2 separate regions of the Homo sapiens genome follow, and region 2 is linked to region 1. Evidence: chromatin contacts called from ENCODE Hi-C or POLR2A ChIA-PET data. All regions are on one chromosome and are shown on one strand. Each heading gives the region's core, a stretch centred on a gene start or an enhancer-like site at or near the end of the contact. The rest is flanking DNA. Distances are from core to core; before and after follow the strand shown.

The links. A loop is a pair of places that touch in the nucleus more often than their neighbours do. ChIA-PET counts read pairs that join two places held with the same protein, here RNA polymerase II (POLR2A). Pooled maps may share reads with other maps.
Region 2: POLR2A ChIA-PET joins it to region 1 with 12 read pairs in H1. The contact joins two enhancer-like sites. A Hi-C loop is called at or near these places in 1 of 50 pooled maps. POLR2A ChIA-PET finds 5 or more read pairs at or near these places in 2 of 52 experiments (H1 and OCI-LY7).

The regions. Positions count from the first base shown.
Region 1 is chr2:3,402,504-3,407,990 of GRCh38, forward strand. The region is part of intron 3 of TRAPPC12 (trafficking protein particle complex subunit 12); the gene reads left to right. Among named protein-coding and RNA genes, the nearest start is that of TRAPPC12, 26 kb to the left of the region's middle. Within about 2 kb of position 4,173, at least 2 of the 41 ENCODE cell types and tissues checked have a DNase peak (open chromatin) inside an H3K27ac peak, as active enhancers do.
Region 2 is chr2:3,489,667-3,495,105 of GRCh38, forward strand. No RefSeq gene overlaps it. Among named protein-coding and RNA genes, the nearest start is that of TRAPPC12-AS1, 9.1 kb to the left of the region's middle. Within about 2 kb of position 4,190, at least 11 of the 41 ENCODE cell types and tissues checked have a DNase peak (open chromatin) inside an H3K27ac peak, as active enhancers do.

The sequences.
Region 1 (5,487 bases), core at 2,923-5,422:
GCTTGAACTGGGACCCGGGAGGTGGAGGTTGCAGTGAGCCGAGATCACACCACTGCCACTCCAGCCTCGGCTACAGAGCGAGACTCCGTCTCAAAAAAATAAAAATAAAAAAACATTAGTACTGGATCACCATTGCTGTACAGGTTGATTTGTTTCCAATGAATTTATAATCTTAAAGACAGCTGTAATTGCGTTGGGTAGCTTTTCTAGATTAAGGAGAAGATATTGGAAGTTTGTCGCGTATGTTTCCTTCAGGAATCCTATGGTAGCCATGGGGTAAGTACTCTGAAATGAGAGCCCCATCTCACACCGAATCTCAGCTCCCCAGTGTTGTCTCCTTAGGGGGCTGTGGAATTGCTCTGCTAGCTCATCCACACGGTTGCCTAGAGTGGACTTAGCAAAGCCATGCTCCCATGCCTGCATGCAGTCAAGTTAGTGGGCACACTTTCTTGAAGGGGTTTGGAGAGTGAGGTCCTTGATTTTGGGAATAAGTCCCACCGGCTGTCTGAAACTCATGTTGAAATGCGCCCTTATCCTGACTGTATTTCAGCGGCACATGGTCCAGACACTCTCCATTTGGGTGAACAATCTGGAGGACATGTATTCACCTTTCAACTTTCAAAAAAGAGAATGGAATTTCCTAATTTACTTATTTTTCTAATAGTTCCCCATCTTGTTTTTCTCAATTGTTACTAATTCTTCTGCACCGGGCTTCAGATTTCACCAATTTTTTTTTTTTTTTTTTTGAGATGGAGTTTCACTCTTGTTGCCCAGGCTGGAGTGCAATGGCGTGATCTCAGCTCACTGCAACCTCCACCTCCCGGGTTCAAGTGATTCTCCTGCCTCAGCTTCCCGAGTAGCTGGGATTACAGGCGTGCACCACCACACCCGGCTAATTTTTTGTATTTTTAGTAGAGACAGGGTTTCACCATGGCCAGGCTGGTCTTGAACTCCTGACCTCAGGTGATCCGCCTGCCTCACCCTCCCAGAGTGCTGGGATTATAGGCGTGAGCCACCGCACCCGACCAGATTTCACCTATTTTAAGCAAACTTTAGTTCCTAAAGATATAATAGTTGAGAAGTTTAGAAATTTCTGGAGGATTAAACTTTGCAGCCCATTGAAATGACAGGTGAAGGTTAGCCTGTGAACTAAAACAGAAAATGAGAATGTTTTAAAGTTTATTTTGGAGTAGCGCGTGGCTCAGTCCCAGCTCAGAGGCAACTGTCTTTTGTGTGAAAACAGTAATATGTAAATCACTTACTTGCAAGAAGACTACAGTGAAGTTCAGAAGAAAATAATCCCAGTTCCTTTTTTGTTACATCACCTCTGCCTCTGTATTTGAAAGTGAGGTATAGCCTGTCCCCATTCTGCCAGAAATGACTGATGTTTGTGAGGCTGAAATCCTGAGCCAGGAGAGGAGTGATTTCTTGATCTTTAACAGGAGCATTTAACAAAGTAACAAAATTTTTTCCTTAATTGACTAGTTCTCTTGAATTCAGACAAATCCTTATTATGTGTGGTCTTGTGACTTCTGTGACACTTTAGAAGCTTTCCTGGGTTCAGTATGGATTGGGGACTGCCTGCTACGCTGACCGGGCCACCTGGAACCCCTTTGCCTGGGGCCTGGCTCCCGGCTGTGATGACCCAGATCGCGGTTGTGTGAGGGCCTTTCCGAAGCATGGGTGGGGGCTGTACTCTGCTGTGAGGTCGCGCAGGGACATCGTGCCCTGGGTTCCTGGATTTTCTAGTCCCTCTCTTCTGATTTTAAACTTCTCTTTGACTTTCTACTTTCTAGTGTTCTATTGTCAGCAGATCTCTTGCTTCCTAAGAGAGCCTAAAGGAAAAAATATAGAATCCTCCCCATTTTACTCAAAAGTCAGTTTCTTATATTCTTCTCGATCTTGATTTTTAACTTCCTTTGATCCCTGATCTTTTTCCCAAAAAAATCTTTTTTTGGAGTTTTGCCCAAAAAGCCTGTTTTTGAGAAAGTACCGAACATTGGCAAAGCAGCCTTAGTTACTTGGATTTTATCCTGACTTCATTATATGCATGAACTGGGAGGTGACATGTCATCAGTGTCAATAACAAATGCTGTAACTTGGGGGAGACAGAGCCAACCTACAAAAATTAAAAATCTGTAATAAACACCGTGACAGTCAGGAAGCGTGTCTTGTTCACCAGTGCATCTGAGGACCCAGCACGGTCAGGCACAGAATGGGTACACGGCGTCTTCTTGAGTAAATAAAGGGATGAGGGAATGAATAGATAAGAGAACCCCCAGTCGGTAAGCTACTCTTTTGATAAAGAAGTAGCGTCAGAATGTTGGGTTTAAAGAAATAGAGAAGGAGCTCATACAAAAGGATAGAGTGGGGGGCGGTTACGGGGGAGGGGGCGCAAAGAGTGAGGAGATGAAACCACAAGAAGATTAGTCTGGAGAAAGATGGAACATTTCTTCCTCTGCAATGACAGAAAAGGAAAGGAAGGATTTGAAAGGAATGAAAATCGAATCCAGCACATTTTCAAACTGTGATTCTGAGAACCCTCGGGTTCCAGGGAGGGACCTTGGGGTGACTGGGCATGGCCTGCGGAGGTGACTTGGTAGGGCCAGTGTCAGGCAGAGCATTTCAGCAGGGTCTACTTTATGTAGAAGTCTCTCTTGAGATGTCTTTTTTTGGGGGGGTGGGGGGAAAGGAGGATGAATTTTACTATTTAAAAATTTGAAAAACTAACATAGTCCAAAATGCCCGCTTTGTAGATTAGAACACTAAGATCTACAAAGGTGTAGAGGTTGGCCCCAAACAAATGTCCTTGCTCCTGTTACCAGTACCATCCCTACTGCCCCATGTCCCTTACACAGTCCGCACAGCCCAGCAAAAAGCACAGTTGCTGGTGTTGGTTTTGCTCATTGACTACCTCCCACCAAATGACTTAGTATTTCTGAACCGTCGGATCTACACACCGTGGGAATTACGCTTTTCAATACAGCTTCTAGGACTGGATTGTATCCAGGGGTAGGATTTCCCATGAGAAGACCTTATATCTGATGGGATTCAAACAAACAAGTTCTCACTTGTGTTTCTTAGTGTATTCATTGAGCAAACACATATTAAGCCTCTTCTCTTTCCAGCAATAACAATAAAGGTTGCTAAGCTAGTGCTCTTGCTCCGTGAAGTTCTGCCTTCTTAACCATTTATGGGATTTACTCAGATTTAGAAGTGCTATTCTATTATTTTTAATTTACTTATTGCTGACTTGAAGCTCATACACTATTTTTAAAAGAAGTATATATTCCAGATTCACAAATTTATTGTAACTCTTATGATTCTTCATCAGTGTCTTCAGACACAGACACAAATTCAGCTGCACTCCTAACCCATGGCAGTGAAGTTTCTCTTTTCTCTCCTCATGCCCTGAATCCACTTCCCATAGGGAAGCTGCTTGTACTACATCTTGAATACCAGTTCCCACAACCCTGCTTCTGTAACTGGCGGGAATCCCGAGAGCTCCAGCATGAATCCCTCAGGCCTCTTGCCCCAGAGCAAAGTTCCCAGCTGTTCCCTGACTTGCAGAGACTGAAGGACCCTTCCAGACTCAGAGAAGCCAAACCTTCCCCAGAGACGCTTCCCTCTCCTCCTTCCTCTGCACCACGCTCCCCAAGCTGTGGAACTGTCACTCACATGGTCACGCAACATACACACACAGGTCTGTACTCATTAACTCGGAGTAAGCGCAAAAACCCAGGCAGAGACCCTCTCCTAAAATAGAAGCAGGAAATTATCTTAGGTGTAGGTGTTTGCTGTCTGAATCCTCTGGTAGCCTGTGAACCACTGGAAACTATGCTCCCCAAATTGCCTTTCTTCCCCACGTTCTTTACCGTATTTACAGAAGCGTGTCCTCAAAAAGGTAAACAAGCATCCCTTGCTTACCTTCACACATCACACCAAGTTTAAATGTGAGTCAATGTCAGTCGAATGCTTCTTTGAGTTTCTTTTACCAAAGTGATTCTGTAATTATTTCTATGATTAGAAAGCTTTGGAGAGGAGAGAGATGGAGATACTCTTTTTTAAAGGGGAAAAAACAGCTAATTTGTAAGTATCTGTATCCTTTATAATTTGCTAATGCAGTTACGGATCTCCAGGGTGGCCATTTCCCTGGCCCATGCTCTGTTCCCAAGGGTGTGGGCGTGGCCCCTTGGTTTGGCCATGGGGAAGCTGCTGTGATGTATCCTCTTGAGGCAGGAACTGAACTGGCAGCATGACAGGGCTTTATAATAATGGGTTTAAAAATCACACACAAAGCCATGCATGTTAATTATAATTAATTTTTTCTACAGGCTATTTTTTACCCTCTTTGATCGTTCCTGTTATTAATAAATATATACAATGGTTTGATGTGTTTCATACGTTGGAAATACTTGAGACCATCAGAAATTTTATTAACAGGCCTAACAAGGGAGCTTACGTAAGGTGAAAAATGTATTTATGAAAGGATCTTTACCTTGCCCTGGTATTTTAATTCTAGTGTGTCCTAAAATAATTCGTGTTGTCTTTAAGGCAGCCAGGAAAGGGTTTTTGAATTATTTCCCTAAGTTATGTCAGAGTTTCCTAAGATTGTAATTTACAGGGAAATGGATGTCACAGCCTGGGAGAAGGACGTGTTAATCACTTTAATGGTATCATATGTAGAGGTAATAATTCCCTTTGAGTCTTAGATGGAGAAAAGTTATGTACATGCCATTAGTTACTTGAGTGATTTTTATTAGACTATTTTTCTCATCATTTGGAAATTGTGTAATGCCTACGTTCAGTTTTTCAAATAGACCCTGTATCGTACTCCTAGCAAAAAAACGTAAAAGTAGTTTTTATCTAAAATCTTTATCTCATATCAGACTAACTTCATTATTAGAATTTTACATGTCATGTACAGTAATTATGAGATTTTCATAAGATTTCTTTCACAAAGTTTAAAGTTTTATGTGGTATACTTTAGATTCTGATTTTAAAAATAGTTTCTTTGCTTCATATTTCTGACATCTATCATTGAAAATAGAGGAGGGGGGAGGCCGAGGCGGGCAGATCACGAGGTCAGGAGATCGAGACCATCCTGGCTAACACGGTGAAACCCCATCTCTACTAAAAATACAAAAAATTAGCCGGGCGTGGTGGCGGGTGCCTGTAGTCCCAGCTACCCGGGAGGCTGAGGCAGGAGAATGGTCTGGGAGGCAGAGCTTGCAGTGAGCCAAGATCACGCCACTGCACTCCAGCCTGGGCGACAGAGCAAGACTCCGTTTCAAAAAAAGAAAAAAAAGAAAAAGAAAATGGAGGAGGGCCACCAGGAAGGGGAATAAGGTGGAAAATAATAAGATAAAAATAGCAAAAAACACACTAAGAAAATAAGCAATTATAATTTCAAATAGCAGACGGCATGCGATCATAAGAACTGGCTCTGGCTCTCACAGTAGCCACAGTCACATCCCACCTTGGAAG
Region 2 (5,439 bases), core at 2,940-5,439, 87 kb after region 1:
CGATGGGATGAAGATATTTTTGAAACCTAGAGAGACAGGGTTATCTAACAGAGTAAGAAAGCCAGGGCTGGCTTCTTTCCCCTCGGAATGAAGTTCAAGCCTCCTCTGTCCCATAAGTGCACAAATGTCCACCGTGCTAACTTTACACGCTCCATTTTTACTTTGGGCAAGCAGGATTTGCAGCGCGGGAGAGATGACCTGGACATGAGCCGGCAGTGGCCTGCGCACCACAGGAGGCCCTTCAGCCGACGGCCATGTCTGCGCTGCGCGATCCTGTCCCTGTCAGAGCCGCTGACCTGGGTCTAGTCCCACAGAACCTCTCCTGGAGCCTTGGGGACCAGGGCTGGCAGCTGAAGTCACTCCTCTGCGTAATGGAATGAGAAGTAAGGCTTTAAGACGTCAACACTGTGTCTACACTGTGTCCCACCGTGAGCAGACGTGGCTTGGTCCCTGATCCCCCAGGGCAGGCACCCCCAGGCACAGGCTCCTTCACATTGGGCTTCTGTCACTTGTAACAAAAAGAGCCCCAACTAAGACAACAGAAGAGATCGTGTAACGACATTTCGAAGCACAGAGTCGGAATCCTGGGAAGACGAGAACGGCAATCCTGGGCAAAGCTCCAGGCAGATGCAGGGCCAGAGCCTCCCTCAGGGCTCCTCCCAGGACCTCCCCCCAGGGCTCCTCCCAGGACCTCCCCCCAGGGCTCCCGGCCTCTGCAGGTTGCCTGGGACAAGAGGTCTTCCTTCCTAGTCCCTCTAACCTCTCCACTGAGAGCACCCCATGAGCCTGGCGCCCCAGGCACTGTGCAGGAGGGAACAGCAGGCCGGCAGCCTCTGCCCTGTGGGTCCGCACAGCCTGGGGAGCGGGGACAGAATGCACCCCCCACTGCGATCCCACCTGTCTGCCTCCATCCTTCCCCATCCACTCCGAGGCCGGACGTTGCCTGACTAGGACAGCTCTTCTCCTATTTCTCAGATGTCTGTTCCATTGGTTTCTCTTTGTCAAGATGTCTGATCCACCGTCAGCAGTTTCTTGAGTGGAGGTGAGCACTGTGGTTAGGGAGTCACACTTAGGCACCAGTTACCTACGCCATGTAACAACACTGCTCTGAAACTTGTGCCTTATGACAGGAACATACATTCTCGCCTGCAGTCTCCGGGTTAGCTGGGTGGTGTGGGGCTCTCCTGAGGTTGCCCTCAAGGTGACGGCTGGGGCTGCATCATCTGAAGGCTCAACGGGGGCTGGAGGACCTGCTTCCACACACCCCGAGCCAGCAGCACTGCTGGCAGAGGCCTCAGACCTCCCCAGAGAGCTGCACAAGTGTCCTGCGGACGTGGCAGCCAGCTTCCCCAGAGCGCAATGTCTGAGAGCAAGCAGGAAACTACATGCCAACAGAGGCCACCCACAGCCACCTCAGCCGCTTCCTACTCATTAGAAACAAGTGACCAACAGAGACCATGCTGAAGGGGAGGATAAATTGAGGGAGATCGTCAGAAACTTGTGGTTGTATTTTTTAAAACAACACACTTAATTTTTTAAAAAATTGTTGTCATTTCACTGGATTTGGGGCACTGGGGAGACTGACCCACATCTTCTCCTCCACCACCCAGATTCCTATCATGTGCTGATCTGAACGTTTAATTTTCAGAAAGGAGAAAGTCTCCTCCAAGTTCTTCAGGAAATTCATCCCAATATTCATCAGATGCTTTTAAGGAACACCAGAAAAAACTCCAGGTCTGCCCTGGGGATAGCTCTGAACCCCCTGTGTGGTTTAACACACACAGAACTTCCCGTTGCACTGCTGACAGGTACCACGTGGGAAAGAGCTCACTGGGGTCAGCAAAGCTGGGGAAGCAAAGCTAAGCACAGCCCCGAGGCCTCCAGCTGCTCCCTGCACGACGGCTCTCCCCAAGAGGGACTCAGACTCCCAACCCATAATAGAACCCTTTCAATGCATGGCTTCACAGACTAGCTTTCCTCAGAGCATGCATTGTAAAGACACCAGCCTGGAGCGTCAGTTGGGAGTTTATCATCCAAAGACCATTAGAGGAGCAAAAATCCCCACCTGTCACCCAGCTCCAAGAGTCAGAGACCCCCAAGTTGCAAGGAACAGCAAAGGAGCCCCACGCCACAGGCCACTCGGCCACCTCCCTTCCGTCTCCAAGGGGGTCTGAAGACCTCAGGATGGTGCAAGCCCCAGGGAGGCCCCGGAGAGCCTTTGTTTCCCCTTTCGGTGACTGAGCCAGCCCTGCTGTCAGCATCCCTGACGGGTCAGGCCATCCTAGGGCCCTCGCTGGCCAGGTGGCCCTGCACACACATGCTCCCAGGTGGCACCCGGGGCCAGAGATCCCCTAATGAATTTCTTGCTGCACATAGGCTGAGTCCAGGGACTGTACATGCTCTCCTGCATCTTTGCTGGGAGCTCCATCTCTGCTGGGAGCACCATGCTATATCTGCTGTGTGTCTGTGACCCTCATCTGTGACACCCTGGTTCCAGACTTTATTTTCGGTCTCAACACACATGTAATAAGAGATGTGTGCAAAGGGACTTTCAGGATAAACTGGCTCCACCACCCTATCCCTTCGCCAGCGCCTGGCCCAGTGTCCAGCACACAGGAGGCAAGCATTTCTCAGATGTGGGATGCATGGCGCATCCCAGCGTCTTCTTTGTCAGAGAATGAGGGAGAAAAGAAACCACCAGAGTCTCCTGAAGGTGTTGCTGGAAAGAGCCCAGCTCACTGGCCGTGCACCTGCAGGCCGCTGGCCTCAGCACAGCCCCATCCCTAGAGTTCTCCCACGCCGCTGACAACAGGCGCTCCATCCATGGCCCGTGAAGTGCCCACGGGCTGCAGGTCTTCCCTTGAGATTCAGAAAGTACCTGCCGCTCAGCCCCTGTACACACCTGTCATGCCTCTCGGGCTCAAGTGATCCTCCCACCTCAGCACCTCAGTATCTGGGACCACAGGTGCCTACCACCCTGCTCGGCTAATTTTTGTATTTTTAGTAGAGATGGCGTTTCACCATGTTAGCCAGGCTGGTCTCAAACTCCTCAAGTGATCCTCCTGCCTCGGCCTCCTGAAGTGCTGGGATTACAGGCGTAAGCCACCGCGCCCGTCCTTTTTGTAATTAGGTTTTCACTGCATAAATCATAAAACGATTACAGGTCTCCAGAAACTGCTGCCTGATACACTTTCCAAAGTAAACAGCTTTTGGAAAAATGGCTGTTTTTAGATCACATCTAAATGTCGCATTCTTGGTCTGTGTGACTAGAACCAGACTCCAGCCATCCACCCGCCCACCTGGGGTATCACACACCAGGCTCTGGGAACGCGCAAGAAGCCGGCATGCTGGGAAGTTACTCATAGCTCCTGGGGTCACCCTCCCGCCCCATGCCCATCCGGATGAGATGTTTTCGTGAGTTGCGTAACTCACAGCCACCCGGTAACACGATCGACCAACAGAGGCCTCACTCTCGGGAAACCGAGGAGCCCGGCCGAGGCAGGGGAGCCCATCTTAGTTGTCAGAGCTGCGTCATGAGAACAAAATGTCTGAAGCTGCCAACTTCACCACAGAACTAGGGAAAACACCTCCATCAATAGAACCAGACGATCTCCTTGTGGACACGCAGGAAAACGTCTGCAGTGGTTACCTCACACGCCCCTCCTTGGGGGACAGGCAGGGAAAGAAAGGTCATGGAGCCCACAGTGGCTCATTTACATCCCTCAGTTCGTAACCACCAGCCTCTACAGGCTCTCTGAAGAGCTCGCAGAAGCACACGTGCACACACAGGCACGCAGGTCCACACGCATGCACACAAGTCCAACCACATGCATGACGATGTAAGCGCAGAAATGAGACCCCCTCCATCTCGGATTGGGTTTAATCTCCTGCAAATCAGCAAATCAGCAGCCACTCTGTGCAGTCAGGTGCCCACTGCAGCCCGGTTTGCCTTTCTAAATTTCATCTTAATTTAAGGAGGTAAAGAATGAAGTCCACACTCCACAGGATAACTACTTCTAAGGAGCTGGAAAGCTGTCTGGCTTATTGACACAAATTTAAGAAGGAATATTTCCTCCAAAGTCTTGGGTGAACCACAGCAGCTTGGGCAGTGTGGACGTCTGGCGTCCTGAGCTTGTGCTGGGCTGGAAGGAGAGCGGGGGAGTTTGTAAGGCAGGTTGCAGTGGTGTGGGCGGGAGACAGGGGTGGCGTTCACAGTGAGAGACGGCCAGGGGAGGCCCCTAGGAAGAATCCGCCCATCACAGTGGACGGAAGCCACGATTGGACGTGAGGCTTAATGTGAGCTCTGTGTACAAACAAAGCAACCAGCTCATTCTGTAGACCAGTATTAAACATGCTTATATTTTAAAATACAATTTTGATGCAAGAATTGAATTTAGTAGCTATATTTTCTAATCAAACATTAGAATATGTGGTCTGTACATATACGGCCAGAGGACAGAATGTCAGAAATGGGGACTGCAGGAAATAAACTGAGCTACGCAGTCACTGTGAGCCTAGCTCCTCCCTGCTTCCACCTAGTTCCAGTCCGATGAGGAGTGAGTCTCTCTTCGTCCTTCCCTTCTGTAAGAGGTCAATTTAGGCTTTTTTAAAATGGAGAGTTCAGGGTCATGAGCTGATAGCGGAGGCCTCTTTATCGTCATTTTTAATCAGCTCACACACAGAGACCATCACTGGGGCCCTGGCTAAGGAGGGGCATCTGCTGACAGTCGCTGCTCAGAGGCCAGCGGAGCGTCTCACCGGGCTCTCCATTCTTCCTTCTACACTTGAATGATAAGGATCGCAAATTTAAAGTAAAATCTTGAGCCCCCCAACTGACTGAATGGAACCCGTTGGCCAACCTTAAAAAACGAGTTCCCAGCCGGGGCGCAGTGGCTCAAGCCTGTAATCCCAGCACTTTGGGAGGCCAAGGCGGGCAGATAATGAGGTCAGGAGATCGAGACCAACCTGTCCAACACAGTGAAACCCCGTCTCTAATAAAAATACAAAAAATTAGCCGGGCGTGGTGGCAGACGCCTGTAATCCCAGCTACTCGGGAGGCTGAGGCAGGAGAATGGCGTGAACCTGGGAGGTGGAGCTTGCAGTGAGCCAAGATCGCGCCACTACACTCCAGCCTGGGTGACAGAGCGAGACTCCGTCTCAAAAAAAAAAAAAAAAAAAAAAATGAGTTCCCAGGCACGATGGACGGGAGGTCAGACACACCCCACTATACCCCCTCCCTTTTGGGATTTAGACACAACTGGCCAGCATTCATGTTAAAATAGAGATGGTGAGACCAGAGAACAGACTGTGGCAATAAGACACAAATCACACACAGGACCTAAGGCCTGGCCAGGCTACAGCGAAGTCTCGCACCCTGAACCTAAATAAGAAACTCTGTCCTCACCACCACCAAGGTTTTCTTCTCCAGCAGCTAAACCA